Regions from separate parts of the Mus musculus genome. Here region 2 is linked to region 1. The links are chromatin loops, found by intact Hi-C in ENCODE. Cell type or tissue: heart. All regions are shown on one strand. Each heading gives the region's core, and the rest is flanking DNA. Links, peaks and the distances in the headings are about the cores only.

Region 1 (10,304 bases), core at 3,031-8,030:
GCTGGCAGCTGTGTTGCCTTGCCATGTGGAGGGAGCCAGTCCCCGGGAGTGCCCACGCCAAGCTGGTGGCAGCTGCAGGGAAACCATATTCGTGGCACTTGGACATCTTTGCCCCTTGAGGCCTGGCATTCATGGCTTCATGGGAAGAAGTTCTGGCAGGATTGGAGTCTCGATATGTCCCTGCCAGGGTCTCTGATCTCATGACAGTCCCACACAGCTCCCTATCTACTACATGGCCCTGTGGGCCAGCTTTGTTTATTCACACTACAAAAACGGCCAGCCATGTGCTCGCAACAAATGCCCTGTGTATCTACTGGAGCAAATGTAGAGTCAGGCCCTCTGTGGGTCTCTGGAACTTTGAGGACATGCCCAGAGCCTTCTCCAAGGCCAGACAACAGGGCTGTGGAGAGGAAGCATAGACGATGTGGACGGAGGGGGTGTGTAGATGAAGTGTAGACACGGGCAGAGAAGACTGGGTGAGGTGTTTTACATGGACAGAGGGGCCATGCAGATAAGGTGTGGGCTTGGACCAAAGGGCCAGAGGATAAGTTGGAGACGTGGTCTGTGTGGGCTAACCTTGGATCTAGTCAGAGCAGCTCAATGGGAGAGCTGTGGACCAAAAGCAAATGAGGTCACAGCAAGCAATGGGTCATGCTTTGTACTCCTGACTGGCTTTAAATCCAGGTCCCAGTTAGTTACTTCAGTCAGTTTGCTGAGTAGCTCATAGAACTCAAGGAAATGTCTACTAGTTTATTTAAAAGGGAGGCCAGACAGACAGGGGAAATGGGGAAAGGGCTGGCAGTGCCCCGATGCAGGAACTTCTGACTGAACCGTTTGGTTATGCCAACCTCTAGGGTGCTCAGTTGCCCACAGGCTCCGTCTCCTCTCCTCTTGGCCTCTTGTGTAGACATCACAGTCTGAGCATGACGGTGCATGGGCACATGTGGGGACGTGACTGGGCAGAGGGGGTGAGGGGCAAAGGCTAATGTCTGTGGCCAGGTGGTGGATACTCAACCAGGCTTGTCTGGCCAGGCACTTCTTGGGGATTTGAGCTTCTGTGACCTGCTTGGAGAAGAGAAATTGTAATCTTTAAATTTCTATGACCTGTTGAAGAGGTGGCTATGAGTCAAGAGCCACAGAAAAACCCCAAACAGGTGTCTTCTCTGAGTTCCCATTTCTCGGGACACTGACAGTGTTTTAGGAGCCCTGTGCCAAAACCCAGTACCAAAATTCTCTGTTGTTTGATGGCGTGAGCAAACTCACACTTGGTAGACACCGTCTCCCTAGACCAGCCGCCCACAGCATGATGGATCCCCTCAAGATGCTGAGAATTAGCAGTGGACCACAGCCATCTGGCCACGAGGAACGGACAACACTGCAGTGTCGTGTGGCTCAGCCACTGGCTATAGTCTCAGGATGATCTGAGCTCTCCAGCAGACCTGATGACTTCCGCTTAATTATTCATCTAATTCTAGAATGCTCCTCTGACCCCCACAAACTCACAGCCTCCCTTCCTGTGCACCCTCCGGGCAGCCTCACTAAGCACCTTGGTCTCCACGCCACTTGACCCAGAGACCTTGTGCTTGCCATCCCTTTTGTCAAGCATGATGGTCCTCTTTTTTTTTTTTTTTTTTTTTTTAAAGCCTGATTCTTGAACCAGATCATCTGAGCCCTCACTGCTCTGTGATATAAAATTATAAAGATGGTTTGTGACAGAATGGTGTCTGATGTGTTTGATGCTTGTTGTTCTCCTGGCACTGTGTCCTACCTGGGATTCCTTATTTGACTTTTATAATATATACTGGAAATGGCCTTCTCTCCTACAGATGAGGAGCTGAAGGTCTGAGAAGCTCACCTGCCCCTCCCATGTCCCCTCCCAGATGGAAGCCAGACCTTACTCCTCTGATATGTTCACATTGCCTCAGAACTTCACAGCCTTTAGGGTTAGGGAGATGGCTCAGTTGGTGAAGATCTTACCTATCCTGCAGGAAGCCCTGGTTTCAATCCCCAGCACCCATAAACTATGTGTGAAAGACATCCCAGACCTTGAGCAACAGAGGCAGAAGGAGCAAGGAGTTCAGGGTCATCGTTACCTTCAGATATATAATGAGTTTGAGGCCAGCCTGGAATTTACTAGACCATGTCTCAAAAAAACTTTATGAGTGAAAAATAACAAATGTTATCCACACAATCACAAGCATCAAGAATCCAGAAGAGGGGTCTGAAGATAAAGCTTAGCAGTTAAGAGCACTGGCTGCTCTTCTAGAGGACCCCAGTTCAATTGCTAGCACCCACATACACAACTGTCTGTAACTCTGTTTCAGGGTGTCTGACACACTCACACAGACATACATGCAGCCAAATCACCAATGTACATAAAATAACAACAAACAAACAAACAAACAAATAGTTTTTTAAAACACAGAAGGGCACAATCACACCTCCCACAAGTTGTACATGGTCTTCAGCCTCCATGGGTACTGTGGGATTTGCTGGCCAGTACACACTTGATGGGACTGTGAACAGAAGCCTCTGTTTTCTTCAGGCAGACTCTCCACAGGCTGTTCCTGAGTCTTCCCTCCGTGGAAGTTGGTTTCTCTAGATACAGGATCAATCAAGGAAACAACAAACAGGCTAGGGCACCTTCCATATCCTCCCTGGGAATGTACATGACCTCTCAGTGTCTAGCCATAAATTTGGGTCAGCCCTGTTCCATGTAGGCTGGACCAGCCTGGACACAGAAAACAGGTCAGAGACTGTCACGATCTCTTCTCTCAGTCACCAGGTACAAGGTGGCATCAGTACTCCCAGGGCTGGGTCTCACCAGGACACCAGTGCAGGCGCCTACAGAACAGGCCGCTTGCAGAAGGTAATGCGTTCACAGCTTGCGGAAGTTCCCCTCGTGAGCAAACTCCCTGCCAGCCAGATCTGGGCTATGCTTCAGTCAAGTGAGAAGGTGTGACCCAGGCGCCCCCAGCAGCTTCTGCTCATTAAGCTGGAGGTGCAAAGGACTTGGGGGAGGGGCTGAGTCCCCTTCCAGGATGCTGCAGTGAGGAGATTTTTTTTTCCTGGAAAGGGCAGGTGTGCAGGTGTCTGGAGTATGCGGGCATCTGATGGGGGCAGGGAAAGGTCTGGTGTCTGGTTGTGAGATGTGGCATAGAAAGTGCAGAGTCATCTCAACCACCTGAACCCAAGGTGGAAAAAGAGGCTGCATCTTGACTTGAAACTGTCACGTGGGATGGCTCAGCCATCTCCTCGAGGGAAGGTGGGAGCTGGCTTCCTGCCCAAGGCTGCAGGTGCTGCTGTCTGGCTACTACCATTTATCTCACATCTGTTGACAGGCACCTGTCCTGGACCACGATGGGGAGCCAGTGATGAAGAAGGCCAGAGTAATGGCAGTTCACACTTTCCCGCAGCAGGAAGTGCTCTGGTGGACTGAGCACACAGCCTCCCTCTGAGAGGCAACTGCTACACTCCACCCTTGCACTTGCAAAGTTCATGTGTCCACCTGATTCTCTGTGCCAGGCCCTTATGGCCTTGTCTCTGCTGGCTCTTTTGAATTCCTCCTATGAATTCCCTTGTTCTGTCTTTTCCACTTTCCCTTCCCGAAACCTCAAATCCTGCCCACCAGACTTCCCAGCAGACCCAGCCAATCTCTTCCCCCTCGATTTCCACCTCGGCTGTTTGTCCAGACACACCCCTCCCCCTTGTTTCCAGCCCTTCTGTGGAGGATCCTGCTTAGCCACCACTCTTCCTAGTCCTCAGGCCTTTGGGGAACTCTCTGCTAGAGCATCTTGGTCCTTCAGGACATCTGTAACTCAGCTGAGGACAGTAATGGGGGTCGTGCTGGAGTTTTCCTCACATGGATATGCCTGCTTTCTGCATTTGTTTTTCCTGGCTGGTTAGTCCACATCTCTTCTGTTAGTGACTATCTGGATAACCTCAAATATCTGGTCATTCCAGACAACCCATGCTGTGGTCACTGAAATGTCAATCAGAAGCTCAGGGGCTGGATGGGACTGGACCCTGTGGGCCTCTTGTTATTTGTGTGTGTGTGTGTGTGTGTGTGTGAGAGAGAGAGAGAGAGAGAGAGAGAGAGAGAGACAGAGACAGAGACAGAGACAGAGACAGAGACAGAGAGACCACAGAAGCCGGATCGCCCATGGAGCTTGAGTTACAGGCATTTGTGAATTGCTTGGTATAAGTGCTTAGAATCAAATTCAGACCCCCTGGGAGGGGAATACCACTGAGCCATCTCTCCAGCCACTCTATCTCTTCTCTTGATGGTTTTGTGGTTTTGTTTGTTTGTTTGTTTGTTTTTGAGACAATCTTATGTATCCCAAGCTGACCTCAAACTCTCTATGTAGTCAGATAACCCTGAATTTCTAATCCTTTTGCTTCCACATTCTAAATACTGTGATTAACATGTCTTGTTTAGGCATAATCCTGGGGGTTATGCTAACAACTGAGCACTCCAAACCCAAATCCAGACTCTTGATGATTTCCAAGGCCCAGGGGTCACAGAATCTGTCTCCATTCTGGCCATGTTTAGGACTATGCTTTGGGTGTAGACATTTAAGCATAGAAGTCCTAGGGTCTGTGGTGTAAATCCCAATGTTAGACATTTTGATTCACGTTGATTCTCTGCCTCTTCCTCTCTTTGATCTCACTTGCCAAAAAAGGGAAAAGAAAAGGAAACAAAAAGTTTGTTAGAAACTGTATAACTTCAGAAGCCTCCTGAATTTTGTGTATGGCTATTGTAAAGACACCCAGTGCTCTCCTCAGAAGCCCACATCAGTACTAGGGCGTCTACCATCCTTCGCCTAAATCAGTTCCCTCACCAGTATGTCTCAATGGTAATGCTTAAAACTATATTAAAGCTACGTCTTGCTAACTCCAAATGTGCTTCATAATGAATCTTCCTGAAAGCCTAAGTCAAGAATCCGTGTTTTACCTACATGGAGGTCTGTGAGACTTCCCCAGCTGCTGCAGGGAGAGGAGTTTTGTCTATAGCTTTGCTGCCACTGACAAACAGACCTTAGTGTTTCAAGGTTTATCTTTACTGTACAGAAAGCATTTAGTATCCTACCCTAAAACTGGCTGTGGAGGCATAGATCTGTAATCCCTATACTCAGGAGGCTGAGGCAGTGGGATTACCAGGAGTTTAATGCCATCCTGTGCTACAGAATGAGACCTTGCCTCCATCCTGCCACAGTTCCTGGTCTGTGTCACAGAGGTGTGTTTAGCATATAGACCCCCCCAGCTGCAAGCCGAGGAACCCCTCTTCAGGGGCCAAGGGAGTCCATTTACATCCTGATTTGGCGAAGATGGTGACCACAGCTGTGTGGTCCCTTTGGCCACGGGAGCCATCATGCCTATTAAAATGATCGTTGAGAGCTGAGAATACAGCTCCAAGTCGTTGCGGTGCTTGTCTAGCATGTGTGAAGCCCCAGGTTTCATCCTTGGCACTACGTAAGCCGAATGTGGCGAAGCAAGCCTATAATTAGTCATCTCTCAAAAGGTAGAGGTAGGTTACCCTTAGCTACATTGCTGGCTTGGGCTACATGAGACCCTGTCTCAATAACAACAGTTAAATAGGACCCAATGCAAACAACTCACAGTACTTGTTCCATCAGGACAATGGATCCAGAGATCTGGTAACAGATGTCAGGCACCTAAAGGCCACTCTCTGCCAGTCCCTCTCAAGACTTGCGAGCAGATGGAGTATGCGAATGAGCAGGAACGTTCGTTCCCGGAACGCATTTCTCAGGCGCTGCATCCCGGGACGTATTAGATCGACGGACACTTTTCGCCTGCGGACACTTTTAGGTGTAGGACTCATTCCGGCCCGCTTCACCTACCTGGACAACCTCGCACTCCCGTGCCCCACCCCTGACACCCCCACCCCAACCCCGCCTGACCCCAGGTGAGCGCGCAGCAGACTACAAGAAAGGGGGTGTCGAGGTGAGCTGGAGCTGACCCGGGGGCCGTGGGACCTGTCGGGCAGGTGTCTGTCACAGCGTGAGGGACACTTCTGTAAGGACCCGGGATGACGTCACACGAAACCCCTCCCCGATTTGTTTGCGCCGAGCACCGTGTGGGATGCAGGTCGCCAGGGTCCTGGCTCGGATGGGTCCCGAGAGCCGACTAGGGCGTCAGGGACGGGACCAGCGTGCATGCGAGGAAGGGCTTCTGGATTTGGAAGCGGGTCCGGGAATTTCTCTAAAAGAGAAGTGTGTTGATTCTCATCCTGGAAGGGAGGGAACTTGCCTGTGGCTGACCACTAAGACCCGTGAGAGCCTCCAGATACTGCTGTAGGAGCACATCTAAGCCATAGGCTGTCCCGAGAGGGAGTCCTGAAATCGGAAATGCGCTAAGCGTTTTCAAGGCCAACGTGATTATTGTAAAACCGGTGTCCCTGCTGCCCTTGTCTCCAGACGGATGTAGACATACCTTTCTGATGACATCCCTGGACATGAAGTGGGTCAGGGAACCATGCACAGCCAGATGCCCTGAATAGACAGTGTTTTGCCCTAAAGAACTGGCTCTGGTTGGACGAGCTGGGAGTTAGCTCAATGCTGACAGATGTTTAATGATTGGGCCAGGCTCATGCTTGAAGACTTTCTTAGTTGGGGTTTCTATTCCTGCACAAACATTATGACCTAGAAGCAAGTTGGGGAAGAAAGGGTTTATTCAGCTTACACTTCCATGTTGCTGTTCATCACCAAAGGAAGTCAGGACTGGAACTCAAACAGGTCAGAAAGCAGGAGCTGACGCAGAGGCCATGGAGGGACATTCCTTACTGGCTTGCTTCCCCTGGCTTGCTCAGCCTGCTTTCTTATAGAACCCAAGAGTACCAGCCCAGGAATGGCACCACCCACAATGGGTCCTCCAACCCTTGATCACTAATTGAGAAAAGGCCTTGCAGCTGGATCTCATGGAGGCACTTCCTTAAGGGAGGCTCCTTTTTCTGTGATAAATCAGGCTTGTGTTAAATTGACACAAATCCAGCCAGTACAAAGACCAAAGTGGCTTTGGAGGCCTGCACTGGTCCCATTTCCATATATGAGAGAGTAAGACAGTGCCTCAGAGGGGACATGGTAGAACTTATAAGAACTGACGATGGCACAGCAGTGCCACCCCAGCATGAGTACAGCTGTCCACACAGGAATCAGTTTGCTCTTTCCTCTACCACCCTCTCTGACCTGTCACCCCAGGGTCAGTGTGTCCTCCTCATGGGGGCCACTGTTCTTGCTGGTGTGGGTGTCTCCTCACAGAATGAGGGCCCCATGGGTAACTGTAACTGAGTCTATTCCACAAGGAGCCTGGCTTGATACCTCCTGATGCCCAGTGTCTGTCCATGGCTACCAACGTTCAGGGCTCAGGACTCTACCCCAGAGGTCCTGGAGCTGCATCAACTCTGCCTGCTCCAAATCTTGTGACCACCCTACTGTGTTGCTTATGCCTGGTTAGCCAGGTTGACTCAGCCCTACCACCTCATGGGGTACGGAGGTGTCCAAAGGAGGGTGCCAGATAGATTGGTGGAGGCCAGCGCTCTATTACACAAGTGTGTTTGAGTGTCTCTGATCTACTTATGCTTTTCAAAGGACCATTGGCTAGTGTCAGTTAATGCCATGATCACTTGTGTGAGCGTACTGTATGCACAACTTTTGTGTCCCTAAGGTCGTAGTGTTAATGCAACAAGGGGGGAAGGTTTGCACGTATTTGTGCTACTGCTAAGAGGGCTTCTTTCTCATGATCCAAGCTCTTGCCCTCCCTAGGACTAGAGGCCTGTATCAGGAGGGCTCTCCCATGCCCTTGTTCCTGTGTGCCATCATCTCTCCAGGCAATTCTTCATCAGTAACCTGGTCTCCGGGGTTCCTTTGTGCAGCTTCCTGATGCTGATGAGTTTCCACATCTGGGTGCTAGGCAACAGGCAGTACCTCCTGAGTGCTGGGCTCTCTGGGTGCTTCAGAAGGAGAGTTGTGCCATTTGGAGGCTGTAGTGTAGCATCATGTTAGATGCTTCTGGTGTCTCTCACACAGCAGGTCTTTCTGTGTGAGTTTCTCTATTTTCTGTTCCCTTGTGCAGAGAAAATAGATGAATGACAGATGTTATATCCTTCCTGTTGATCCACTCTTCCCCCAGAGCATCCTGGGACATCTCACACTCTAACCCACAGGAATCTGGTCCCAAGTCTGTAACTCAGAAATACCACCCAGCGCGTCTTTCTCTTGCTTTTGGCATCTCTGACTGTGAAACAAATAGAGAAGTTGTTGGCGTGAGAATTAAAGCACCCCGATTTACTCCGTGCTTGCTGACTTCTGGAAGCCCACATGGCTGTCAAGTTCTTGGCTTCTCTTGCCTAGCCCTGCTGTCGCCTGCATTTTTTTTTTTTTGGTGTCTTTATAGAAGTAGAAATCCAGAGTGTGAACAGCCTGGGACCTCTGAGCCCCTGTGGAGCAGAGCTGAGAGCAGCTGTGGGGCCCTCACTGCCTCATGCAGACCCCATGTGCTTAGAGCCTGCAAGCAGCCACAAGCTAACTTCTGCACAGAAAAGTGAGGTGGAGTTCTCCTGCTATCTTGACCTGAGCACCTGGATAGAAGCGAGAGCAGCCAAGCCCAGCAAGAAGGCAGGCAAGCAGTCATTCCCAAAGGTCTTGAGCACAGAACAAAATTTAGTATTCAGACTATTTATTGATGTAGAATTTGTTTTGTCAGGTAATTATGTAAGTATTGCAAATAGTCTGTATATAAGAGAATAACGCTATCCTGGTGTGGTGGCACATACTTTTAATTCCAGCACTGAAGAGGTAGGCTGATCTCTGAGTTCAAGGCCAGCCTGGTCTACAGAGAGAGGTCTAGGACAGCCAGAGCTACACAGTGAGACTCTTCCTAAAAACAAAGCTGTGTTTAGTACATATAGCAGGCAGTGGCGTGTTGGCTTACCCCGGCAAGCTAATGAAAAAGAAAAGTTGGTATGTGTCAGAAAGAACATGCTAGTGGAGACAGACTTCACAGAGGGAATGTGACATGCAGTTGTCTTCGAGATGCAGAGGGAACTGAAGGGAGGCGAGGCAAGGGTATGTCCTTCTCCTGGGCCTCCTAGGATATTGTAAGGCTCTCAGCTATCACCCCAGAGCATGCCAGCTGTTGTATCTGTCAGGGAACATTAGCCACATGGCCTGGGGTGGTGGCAAGGTTCCCATCAGCAAGTGACTTTATTGACTTCATATGAGTGATGTCTAGTGTGAATGTGTAGTGCCTCGATAAGAGACAGGTAGCAGTGCCCTCAGCCCACCATAACCTCTGCACTGATCACTGATCCAGCTCAGCTGTGTCTGCCAAAGCAGGCATGGCCTCTTGCCTCTTAACTGTGGTTGGGGAGGCTGCTCAAATGAAAGCCACAAGTGATTGGTGGGTAGGTGAGGCTGAAGCCAAAGGGCCTTAGTGGGGAGTGATGTGTTCTAACTGATGGAGTCCAGACAGGGTGGGGGTTGTCATCTTGCCAGATAATAAGGAACATGTGACATGAGGGTTATAAAGCCAGAGCAGGGGACATTGCTAGCTAGCACTGGGGAGCGGATCTAGAACAGAGCCGGTGTGGAAGTGTGATGGCCCCTCTGTGTTGCTCTGGGATGGACCTCAGCTTCACAGAGCTCAGCAGTGACCTCCTCCCTCTCCTGAGCACACAGCTGCTGCGTATTTCATTACAACTTAGTAGTTGTACTCGGGAAGACAAACTGATGTTGTCTAGCCTTCCTTAGGTTCTGCTGAGTCGCGTTTGCTGAATCACCACGCTTTGGGGCACGCTGGGAGAAGTAGCTGTGTCTTCCTGAGCAGGCTGTGTCTCAGATGGGATCTGAGAGGGGCGAGGGTGACTTTGGAGTCCCTGCAATGCCTGTGTCTACTAACTAGTGATTTTCCAGGCTCAGAATCACAAAATCCATTATTCAGGTTTTACCTTACGTATACTGTATTTGGTTTCTCTAACTTTAAATTATTCGGAACTTTTGCATGGTTTTGAACTCTTTAAAGAATGCAAATAAAAAGCTTTGATACTAGACACTTTCTAAACAGGTTGTACCACGGAGAGTGTTAGCCCCTTTGTTTAGGGGATGCTATGTTAAGAGTTTCTGTAGCCTTTGGGTGTGTTTGGAGGGTTTTAAACCTTGCTATGGTGTGCTTTGGGTGTGTTTGGAGGGCGTGTTTTAAACCTTGCTATGGGCAGGGATTGGGTGGGCACCAGATTCTCACACTCTACACTCTCATCCTCCCCAGCCCAGCCAGTGGTTTGTCGGTGT
Region 2 (10,304 bases), core at 1,940-6,939, 55 kb after region 1:
CCAGCTCCTGGCCTCGGCCACTGTCACTGCCTTTGACCCTTTTACCATCCAAATCAATTGGTCTTTTTTCAGGGTTGTGTTTAAGACACCCCTTGTCTTTGCTACAGTGGTGACCCAGACACAGTTGGAGACCATCCCCCAGTGTCTGTCCTCCCGTGTGGCTGAACAGTCCTGTGGCTGTCCCTGTCACCCCTCCTGAGTGCACTCTGAAGGAGCATGCTTCCTTCGGGTCTATATTCTCTCTCAGGCTAAAGGCGGCAGTTCAGGCCTTCTGTGACCTAAGTCTGGGAGGCCAGTGGTGGCTTCGTGGAATGAGCCCAACAAGACTCTGCCCCGCCTGACCGCTTTAATAGACGCCTGCATTTCGCACATTCAGATTATATCATTAGGACAGGACATGAGAAGGGGCTCTGGAGAGAATCTTGGCCTGCAGAGCCCTGGCCACCTTCTGTGACAGACCACCGGGTCTGGCCCCAGGCGTAGTAGTCAGCCCCCACCACCAAGCTGCAGCTATCAGCAGGACCATTCCAACTGAAGGCACACCCTGTCCTGGAGGCCTAAAGAATGGCAGATGCCTGGCAGAAGTCCTAACTGGTGTGCTTGTAGGAATACCCCGTGTGGTGGCACACCCTTTTGAGGGAATCCTATACAAAACCATTTCTTGGTCCCTCTCTGTATGAAACTCTCTTTCTTGGGACACCCCCCAACTCTGCAGGACACACGGCCATTCACTCAGAACACAAGTCCACCAGATACAGGGACTCAGTAGGCAGGCTGCCGAAAAGCTTCCATGTGATGTGCAGTACCAATGCAAGGGACTGAGGATCAGGGATCAGGGAGGTGGCGGGGATGTGGCACAGCCTTGGGAGAAGATGCGACCACAGAAGACAAAGGTGTCAAGTCTGGATCCTGGCTGGGTACACAGCCCACTAAAAGCCAGTGCCTTATCCTTGCCCCCAAGATGACCTTAACTAACAGCGAGCCTGGTGGTGAGGCTCTGGACTGGCACTGCTTGTAGCAGCAATGAGAAGCCAGGCATGGCAGGGAGACTCTGTAGTGACTTAGCCAGTGTCCCCTTGGGGGAGGAGAAACCAGTGCTTTCCTAGAACCTGTAGCCAGGTGTAGTAGTTTGAATAAAAATGGCTACCATAGACTCACAGGGAGTGGCATTATTGGAAGTTGTGGCCTTGTGTGTCACAGGAGGGTGGACTTTGAGGTTTCAGAAGCTCAAGCCAGGCCCAATGGCTCCCTCTCTTCCTGCGATCCACCAATCCGAATGTAGAATGCTCAACTGCCTCTCCAGCACCACATCTGCTTGTCTGCTACCATGCTTCTCACCATGATGACAACAGACTAAACCTCAGGACTGTAAGCCAGCCCCAGTTAAGTGCTTTCCTGTAGAGTTGATGCAGTCATGGTGTCTCTTCATGGCAGCAGAAACTCTAACAAGACACTAGACATGGCAAAGCCAAACCTAGAAAGGCCAGCTGCCCACAGGAGAGCAAGAGGCAGACATTGGGCAAGGAGAGTAGCCTGGGGGCGGATTCCTGTGCTGTGTGAGGGATGAGGGAGGAGTCCAGAACATTCTACCTGTATGGAGGGTCTGGATACAGAGCCTTGGAAAGAAAAGTGACTTGTTGGTGGGAGGTGGCCGGCAGGTGGGTGGTGTGCCTAACAACCATCTAAAGTGAGCAGGGCCATGTATCAAGGAGTGAGCAGCCCAGGCAGGTGTGCACACTGGCATTCCTACCAGAGACGCTGTACAGGCCCAGATGTGGTCCAGCGCATTTCCTCACCAGACCCCAGCACCAGCCACATCCTTGGTCTCTGTGATCTCATAGCCACACCCAGCTCAGCCTGGAACCCTGGACCTGGCTGGAGGCTCCCATGTTGCTCTGTGTGAACTCTTTTCCTGGAATCTGCTGGCCTGTGTCTGATTGTGCCCCTGGGACACAATGTCCCCCATCGTCCTCTTGGATTCAGCCTTTCTCCTGAGCTCTGTGGCTAAAAAGGACACACAGGTGGCCCCCCTCTTTCCAAGCTGTGAGGCCATCCCAGGAGTCCCTGGAGGAGGCCAGCTGGAAAGCACCCGGACTGGGGGTAGGGGAGGCAGCGACGTCTCGTCAGCCAAATGGGTTCGATTCCATTGACTGATTCTATCTGAATGGTCATTAATGTGATTTATTTGGCTGTTTCAGATTCTTCACTCCCAAATTTGTCACCAACCCTCTTGGTATTGACTGGAAGAGAACAGTCCTAGTACAGAATGGAGTGGGAACAGGGCTCTCTAGCTCGGCTCCTCACCTTCCCCTCCCCCCGCCCGTTCTTTACTCTCAGAGCGACTGGACTGGAAAGCGCAGGAAAACAGAGGAAGGGGCCGTGCCTAACCCCCAGCCTTTCCACCCAGCTCTTACTTTAGAAGACAAGTTCTCTCCTCCCTCAACCCCAGCCGTGCCCTGGCCACCCCAGGGGAAGCCAACGCTGAACTTTCCTGACAGCAGCGGACACTTACAGAGGCCACTGTGGAACAGAGTTCATTTCCAACATCCTGGCATTAGAGACTCAGGATACCAAGCTCCCAGCTGCTGCTCCAGTGCCCTGCCTGGTGCCCTGCTCCCTGCCATGTTTGTTGATGGACTCCTATCCCTCTTAAACTCTAAGCCCCGAATAAATCCTTCTGTTAAGAAAACATAACCACCCCAGGACACCCTCTGCCCCAGGTCCCCTGTCAGTGCTCCAGCTGCCTCCAGCCCTTGACCGTGCAGCCCCCATGAGATCCAGTTGCCTGTGGACACGGCCCTTGTCATGGCCAACACACTAACTAGATTGGAAACCACGGGAGCAGCAGCTCAGCCACTGTGCACCCCATGGTATCCCCAGCTCTAGGTCCTATTCTTGCCCCACTGAACCTGACTCAAGGCTCTCAGCTCACCCTGTCTTCTCCCAGGAAGTCACCAGAACCAATTCCGGCTAAACCAAGGGGTGTGGGTAAGTACCTGCCTTCTGCACCCCTGCCTTCTGCACCCCTGCCCTCTGCAACCCTGCCCTCTGCACCCCTGCACCCCTGCCCTCTGCACCCCTGTCCTCTCCCTCTCTTCCTTGACCCCAGCATGAGACTGAGGGGATGAAGGACAGAGTGGCTATAAGGGAGGGAAGGCCCTGGAGTGAGGATAGTGGGCAGGCACTCCAAGTTGAAATGGCCCCACCACTACACAGCTGTGCATCAGTGAGACCTGTAGTTCGCTGGGGAGGGGCTTTTGTGAAGTGAGGCAGGCCCCCTCTGCTAAGGGCCAGACTCACAGCCCCTGGCTCTGCTTGCTGGGAAGAAGCCACCCACCTCCCATCTGCCTTTCTGGATCTGGTCTAAGATGACTCACCTGTCCCCAGGGAGGCTGACCTGGTTTCTCACCCAAGCTCAGCTCCCACAGGCCACAGCTGGAAGGGGTGGAGATGAAGAGGCAGCCGCCTCTCCTGGTGATCACTTTCCCATGAAACACAGCCTGGAGGTCCAAAGGAAAAACACCATAAAACTATGTCCCGAGGGGCAGTGGTAGTGCACACCTTTAGTCTCAGCACTTGGGAGGCAGAGGCAGGTGGATTTCTGAGTTGGAGGCCAGCCTGGTCTACAGAGTGAGTTCCAGGACAGCCAGGGCTACACAGAGGAACCCTGTCTCGAAAAACAAACAAACAAACAAACAAACAAAACTATGTCCCTTAGCCAAGTGGTAGTGGCACACACCTTTAGTCCAACCACCCAGAAGCAGAGGCAGGAGGATCTCTGTGAATTTGAGGCCAACCTGGTCTACAGAGAGCATTCCAGGACAGCCAGGGCTACACAGGGAAAGTGTGCCACCCCCGCCACCCCAACAAAACAAAACAAAAACCTGTGTCTCTTTGGAGGCTAACCCTGCTCACCAGACACCTCTGACCTGGCTCATGGTTTGTTTGCTTGCCTGTACTGGCTTCCAGATCTCTCATTCTCTCTCTCTCTCTCTCTCTCTCTCTCTCTCTCTCTCTTTCTCTCTCTCTCTCTCTCTCCCTCTCTCTCTCTCTCTCTCTCTCTCTCACACACACACACACACACACACACACACACACCCTGCCACATTACAGTTAGATCACAGTAAGACAGGGGACTGACCTACACGGCCAGGTTACCTGTGTCAGAAGAAAGACTCTGGACTGGAGCTGATGGAGCAGGAAGATCAGGTTAGGCAGATCCATAAGCAAGGGCCACAGGGCAGATGTGGGGCCTCCGTGCCTGAAACTTAGGGGGGCAAGTGTGACTCAGGTGGAGACAGCACATGAAAGAGCCCATCCCCAACCGCTCAGCCCTGGTCTAATGACAGGGGAAGCCACAGGACCAGATACTTCCTCTACTGTGTCCCTGGAGCCACACTGCCCCCTGCTGCTGCTAGTGGGCATGGCAGGAACCTCTGAGTTGAGGCTGTCTCCTGAGCAGATACTGAGTGAAGAAGCCAGTTATAATTTGTGGACTTTTCTGGCCCCAGCTAGGGCACACGGGAAGCCAAGCAAGCTCAAGGCTGGGCTCTGACTGCATAGGTGCCCCATCTGGTGGGAGGGCTTATTCAGCCGGTACCAGAGCTGGGGAGACGGTGATTATACGCAAAGCCAGAGGTTTGGAGCTCCGAAGCCAACATCCCAGCAACCTGTCCTAGCCCCTGTGGCACTGGGACTGGCAGCCCTCGGGGACACAGGAGCCTGCAGGGGTAGCAGCAGCCAGTCTACTGGTTCCTGCCTGTTCCACCCAGCCTCTCTGTGTGTAGATCTGAAATGTTCCACACTTTTTTTTCCTGCTGGTGAACCCAGGGTCTCATGTGCACTGGGCTAGTCTTCTCTACCACTGACAAGGCCCCAGCCCTTTGTTAGTTTAATTTGACACAGTATCTAAGTTGCCCAGGCTAGTAATCCTCCTGTCTCTGCCTCTTGAGTAGCTTCCTATACGACCCCTTCAGACCCAGTGCATTTTTAATTAATTGGTTAATTATATTGGGGAAGGGATGAGACAAGGTCTCACTGTGTAGCCCAGGCTGGCCTTCTCCAGGATGGCCCTCGTGGCTATTCTGTTCTTCCTTTCCTTCCTCCCGCCCTTCCCATGCTTGTCCCCATACCTCCCCCCTTTACAGGAACATGGACTTATATAGAAGATTTATAGGGGAATAACTCGAGTGAGATTTGTCTGTGGTGTAGAGCATAAAGGAGATAAAACTGGGTTCTCCCCAAGGGAGACACATGTGGCAGAGCACAGTGTCTAACTGCCCAGACTCGTCCTAGCTCACCTGGACTGAAACTGCTGACCCTTCTCACTGCCTGCCTGGGAAGCCACTGTGGACCTCGGAGCCCAGGACAGGGAGGGTCACACGGTATTCCTAGGGGGCACACACCTGGGGTTGCCACAGGAGCCAGCATGGCACCAAAGAGGCAGGAACCAATCACAGAAGCAGGATACCAACAGGCCAAGCCCTAGAAAGGTGGCCCTACCAGGGCCAGGCTGATGGGGAGAGAGTCTTCAGATGCCACCGTGGAGGGACTCCACTTTGATGCCAGCCACCCCACGGCTATTGATGGGTCTGAATGCAGGTGCTGGGCTTGTCACTCTAAAGGCCAGCCACAGGCATGCAGGCAAAACACCCATTCAGATAAAATCAATGGATAGAGTATTTTAAGGTTGAGGTTGGCCCACTGCAGAGGTGTTTCTGCACCTGGTGCCCTCTGGTCGGCTGGAAGAAGCCAGAGTGGGCGTTCCCTCAATTCCTTCTGGCAGTTCTTGACAGGAGTAGGGGTGATGAAAAAACTCCAAAGAATGGGCAATGCTGGCACATGCCTTTAGTACCAGCACTCAGGAGGCAAAAGCGGGTGGATCTCTGTGAGTTCAAGGCCAGCCTGGTCTACAGAGTGAGTTCCAGAACAGCGCAAGACTATCCAGAGAAACTCTGTCTTGGGGGAGAAAAAAAAAAAAAGACTCCAAAGAAAAGTAACCAGTTTATCTCTCTGCCAGAGGTGTCCTCGGATCTCTTGACAGCCTCATTCTTGCCAGAGGCCAGAGATGGCAGAAGTGTTTGGAGGTTCCTAAATGATCTGGTTCCTAAGTGATTCCAGGGTCACCTCTTTAGAGGGGGTAATAAGTACTGCAGAAGCAGTGAGGGCCTACAAAGAGAAAAAGGTCAAGAGAGTAGGATTTCTGGCCTGAATGGGGAGCTAACGTTCTAGTGGATAGAGGTCAGTCACCTGGTTGTGGACCACCCCTAGGAAGACAGGCTCACTTTAAGCCACGTTTAAGAGCTAGAATAGCAACTCGTTGCCCTAGGGGCCCAAAGGGTCATCAGAATTAAACAATCCCCGGTCACTTAGAGCAATAGCTTGCTTCTACTACAGACTTCAGAATGCTGGATGAGTCTGATGGGGTTGGAGGACAGCAGCCAGAATGTATAATAAAGACAGTGGAATTGTTAGGGACTTCTTTCCCCCTGTCGATCAGAGGTGGCTAGCCTGCTAAGGGCCAGAACTCCATTAAACCCTACCATCATTCGATCTGTGCGCATGCCTGTTTGCCCGTCTCTTAGAAGTTCTCTACAGACTTGACTTGCTTTTACACCCCTCCCCTTTGTGTCGAGTATGAATTAGCCAACCACATCAGACCGTGAGGGTGTGCTCCTGTCACTGAGATGAGACACGGTCACGGTAGAATACGACTGAGGGAGTGTCCTGCCCTGGTATTCTTGCCATCTCAGCTTAGGTCATCATTCAGTGTTCTTTGAAAAGGTTCATGTGTGTGTGTGTGCATCTGAGGGCACGTATGTCTACCGCATGCATGCAGGAGCCCGTGCAGGTCAGAAAACGGTGTCAGGTCCCTTGGTACTGGAGTGGGTGTTTGGAACTGAATACAGGTCCACTGCGGGAGCAATGATTGCTCTTAATTGCTGAGCCATATCTCCAGCCACATGGTGCACACGTTTTGCAAAAAAGAAATAGCGTTGCCAGGTTTAAAAAAAACATAATCATAAAATTGTGTCTTTAAGCCTTTTTATGAAACATTATAGAGGCCACCAAGCTAAGGCAGCAGTGTTATCTAACAGCAAAACTGAGCCAGACTGAAGAACAGGATGAAGATTCTCTCATACATCTGGAGAGAGATTTCTGTTGAAAGGAACGCCCCTGTCTTTGTAGCATCCAACATGTTTGTTTTTGTTTTTTGTTTTTCGAGACAGGGTTTCTCTGTATAGCCCTGGCTGTCCTGGAACTCACTTTGTAGACCAGGCTGGCCTCGAACTCAGAAATCCGCCTGCCTCTGCCTCCCGAGTGCTGGGATTTAAGGTGTGCGCCACCACGCCCAGCTGCATCCAACATGTAATCCACCGGTCATGCACATACTTACGTCTGGCTTGATTGAGGGTGTGAGTTTTTCATAACCCAAGTGGCCATACACGATTAGTGGCTACTGTTTCGTGGGTCAAGTCAAGAGTCTGTCAGTGGGACTTTCCTAATACCTGCTAAGAAGTCGAGGGTTGGGTACAGGAAGAGGGACGTTTTCAGTAGATAGAACTGGAACTCTTTGATGGTACTGGGTGACTGTGGCGCAGCCCACCCAGGGCAGGGCTGCTGGGGAGATCTCGTGTTCCCTTCCAGCTTTCAGAGTTAAGGTCTGGACTTGGGGTCGCTCAGGAAGGTGCTTATAGTGATAAAAGTTTGAGGGTGGGACACCTCGAGGGCCATCTGTGTGCTGAAGTCACCACTGAGTGTTACTGTAGGACAGTATTTCTAGAGCCAGGGAGTTTAGAGGTAGGGCAGCCGAGGGGCTGGGCCGCTTCTGGCCACCTCCAGGTTGCACCAGGCCCTTCCTTTGTGGGAAGATCACGCTGTTGCTCTCAAACTCTGCCTGTTCACAAAGGACTGGTCTCCTCCCTGAGCAGGCTTGCATTATAGGTGATGAGTTTACACACACTGAGCCAGTGCCTGGCCTGTGGTTTAACCTCATACTTGGCATATTGCCGGAGGGGCCGGAGCCGGCCCAGGTGGGCGACGAGCAGGCGATAACAGGCCGTGAGGTGTCTGTGAGAAAGGCTCAGGCCAGGAACCAGATCTCAGCACCGTGAGCCAATCCTCATTTGCTGCTTTACTAAGGAGGGAAGCATTCCACACTCACTGCATAGATCCACCTCAAACAGCACACTGCGAGCTCCGAAGTAACGCTGGCCCTCAGTGGCTCGGCGCACACTGTGCTGGGTCTTGTCCACTTAAGACAAAACTGGAGTTATCTGGGAAGAGGGGATCTGTTTGAGGAATTGCCTCCATCAGATGTGCCAGTGGATACGCCTGAGAGACATTGTCTTAATTGCTCATTAATGTAGGAGAGCCCGCCCACTGTGGGCGGAGCCATCCCTAGCCCAGATGAGCCTGGGCTATGTAAGAAAGTAGCTGAGCAAGCCAGAGGGTAGGCAGTGTTCCTCTGTGCTTCGGTTGCTGACTCCCAGTTCCTGCTTTAGGCTTTGACCATGTTTTCTCTCAGTGACTGGTAGGACAGCAGCTCAGAGAAAACTACCACAGGTATCGTCCTGTGGGTCTGCCTGGGTGTGTCAGCATCAGTGCCCGGGAAGCCTAGCGAGGCTGAGGGAGTTTTGAAGTGCAGTTGATCCCCAGTCAGCACAAGGTGGCCACAGTTGTTGGTGGTGGTTTTTGTTGGTTTTTTTATTTTTCCAGCCAGGGTTTTTCAGTGTAGCCGTACTTGGTCTGTCATGAGCCCCCTATCGGATGAGTAGACATCTGTACTGTCTCCCCAGGAAACTCACTCTGTAGACCAGGCTGGCCTTGAACTCAGAGATCCACCTGCCTCTGCCTCCCCAGTGCTAGGATTAAAGGCGTGCGCCACCGCGATCACCTGACTGCAAGCGACTGTTCTTTTCCTGTGTGCTCTTGAGAGCTTCTGGACCACATTGCCCATTATGGGGCCTGAAGGCTGTGGAACATCGTGCAGTAAGTACATCCTGTCACCAGCAGGGGGCAGACAGAGCCCTTGGCACTGGATGGGGCATCTCAATATAATACCTCTATAGATAGACTCCTCTGTCCCTGGGAGGTGCTTAAAGAGCCAGAAAACCTTCTATAGGAGCCACCCCACGCCCACCCCCCCCCCCAGGTCGGGGCTCATGTGCCTTCCTGATTTGCCCCCCTGCACCCTTTTCCACTTAAGGTCTGGCCCTGTTGTGTAACAAAATTTCCTGGGGAGACATTCCACATGTCTATTCACCCATCCCCCCGACCCCCAACAGACCCAAGTACAGATACCAGGAAAGCCCAACTTGGGGAGCCAGTGGGTTTTATTGGTGTTTCTTACAGGAGCAGAAATTACTCAAAGACAGTTGTATCACCAAGGCTCACGGCAGCATGGGTGACAGCTCACAGAGCTGGGAGCCTCGAGAGCACTGCACAGCCTGCAGGCAGCACGACAGGTTGGAGGTGTCCTTTCCAGTCTGTGCTCTAACCCTCTGCCAGGCAGCTCTGCTGGTTTCTGCTTCTTCCGGGCAGCTGGTCTGCGTTAAGAGTCTTTGGAGCTTGGTTCTGCTCTTCTGCAGAGGGAATCTCGGTTTCTATTGCTTACTCTGGCATGGATGGGCCTGGTGAATCTAGTCTGTTTTAGGGACTTCCTGAAGCTTCCTGAGTTATTTAGGGTTCCTATTGCTGTGAACAGACACTGTGACCACAGCAATTCTTATAAAGGAAAACACTAAATTGGTGCTAGCTTACAGTTCAGAGTTATCATCATGGCAGGAAGCATGGCAGCACGCAGGTACATGTGGTGCTGGAGAAGGAGCTGAGAGTTCTACATTTTGATCCATGGCAGCAGAAGGAGACTCTGTGTCACAATGGGCATAACTTGAGCATATATGAGGCCTTAAAGCCAGCCTCCATGGTGAAACGCTTCCTCCAACAAGGCCACACCTCCTCTAACAAGGCCACACCTCCTAATAGTGCTACTCCCTAGGGGTCACACGTTCAAACACAAGTCTATGGGGTTCAAATGACCACACTGAATGTCCACCACGTCTCCTCCATAAATCTCTGGCCAATACCGACAGTAATCTCTAGTTTGGTCATAGAGAAAGCAGCCACAGGGACAGGTGTCTTAGAAGTTGATTTAGGCTTAGTGGTGATGGCCTGCTGGTGAGCCTCAGAAACCCTGCCAAGCAGGTGAAGGGACAGCTGAGCCTACGTCCCTTACACCTCAAGTCTCCATAGTGCGCTGCCGATGAGAGGGAGTAAGAGCGGGTGGAAAAAGAAAAGGTAGG

What was found. A loop is a pair of places that touch in the nucleus more often than their neighbours do. Peaks named below come from ENCODE experiments on the same cell type or tissue, not always from the same donor. Only the 100,000 strongest peaks of a DNase experiment are listed, where the experiment ranks them.
Region 2: it touches region 1 in a loop (2.7-fold over the local background); 1 of 42 quality-filtered maps calls a loop at or near these places.

The regions. Positions count from the first base shown.
Region 1 is chr8:122,769,665-122,779,968 of GRCm38, forward strand. Acsf3 (acyl-CoA synthetase family member 3) reads left to right here and starts at 5,822. Exons shown (of 10, transcript NM_144932.4): 1 at 5,822-5,926; 2 at 10,282-10,304. It overlaps Gm39271 (a long non-coding RNA gene), which reads right to left and starts at 5,784. Exons shown (of 3, transcript XR_879309.2): 1 at 5,620-5,784; 2 at 2,442-4,669; 3 at 731-1,062. In heart, for the core only: no CTCF peak of the experiment used is centred there; a DNase peak (open chromatin) is centred at 5,977; H3K4me3 peaks cover 1,349 bases; H3K27ac peaks cover 1,380 bases; H3K27me3 peaks cover 1,566 bases.
Region 2 is chr8:122,826,196-122,836,499 of GRCm38, forward strand. It overlaps Gm35466 (a long non-coding RNA gene), which reads left to right. Exons shown (of 3, transcript XR_388150.3): 1 at 1-2,988; 2 at 8,863-8,991; 3 at 9,355-10,304. Among named protein-coding and RNA genes, the nearest start is that of Gm35466, 7.9 kb to the left of the region's middle. In heart, for the core only: a CTCF peak has its summit at 4,418 (motif pointing left); a DNase peak (open chromatin) is centred at 4,406; H3K27ac peaks cover 394 bases; H3K27me3 peaks cover 2,038 bases.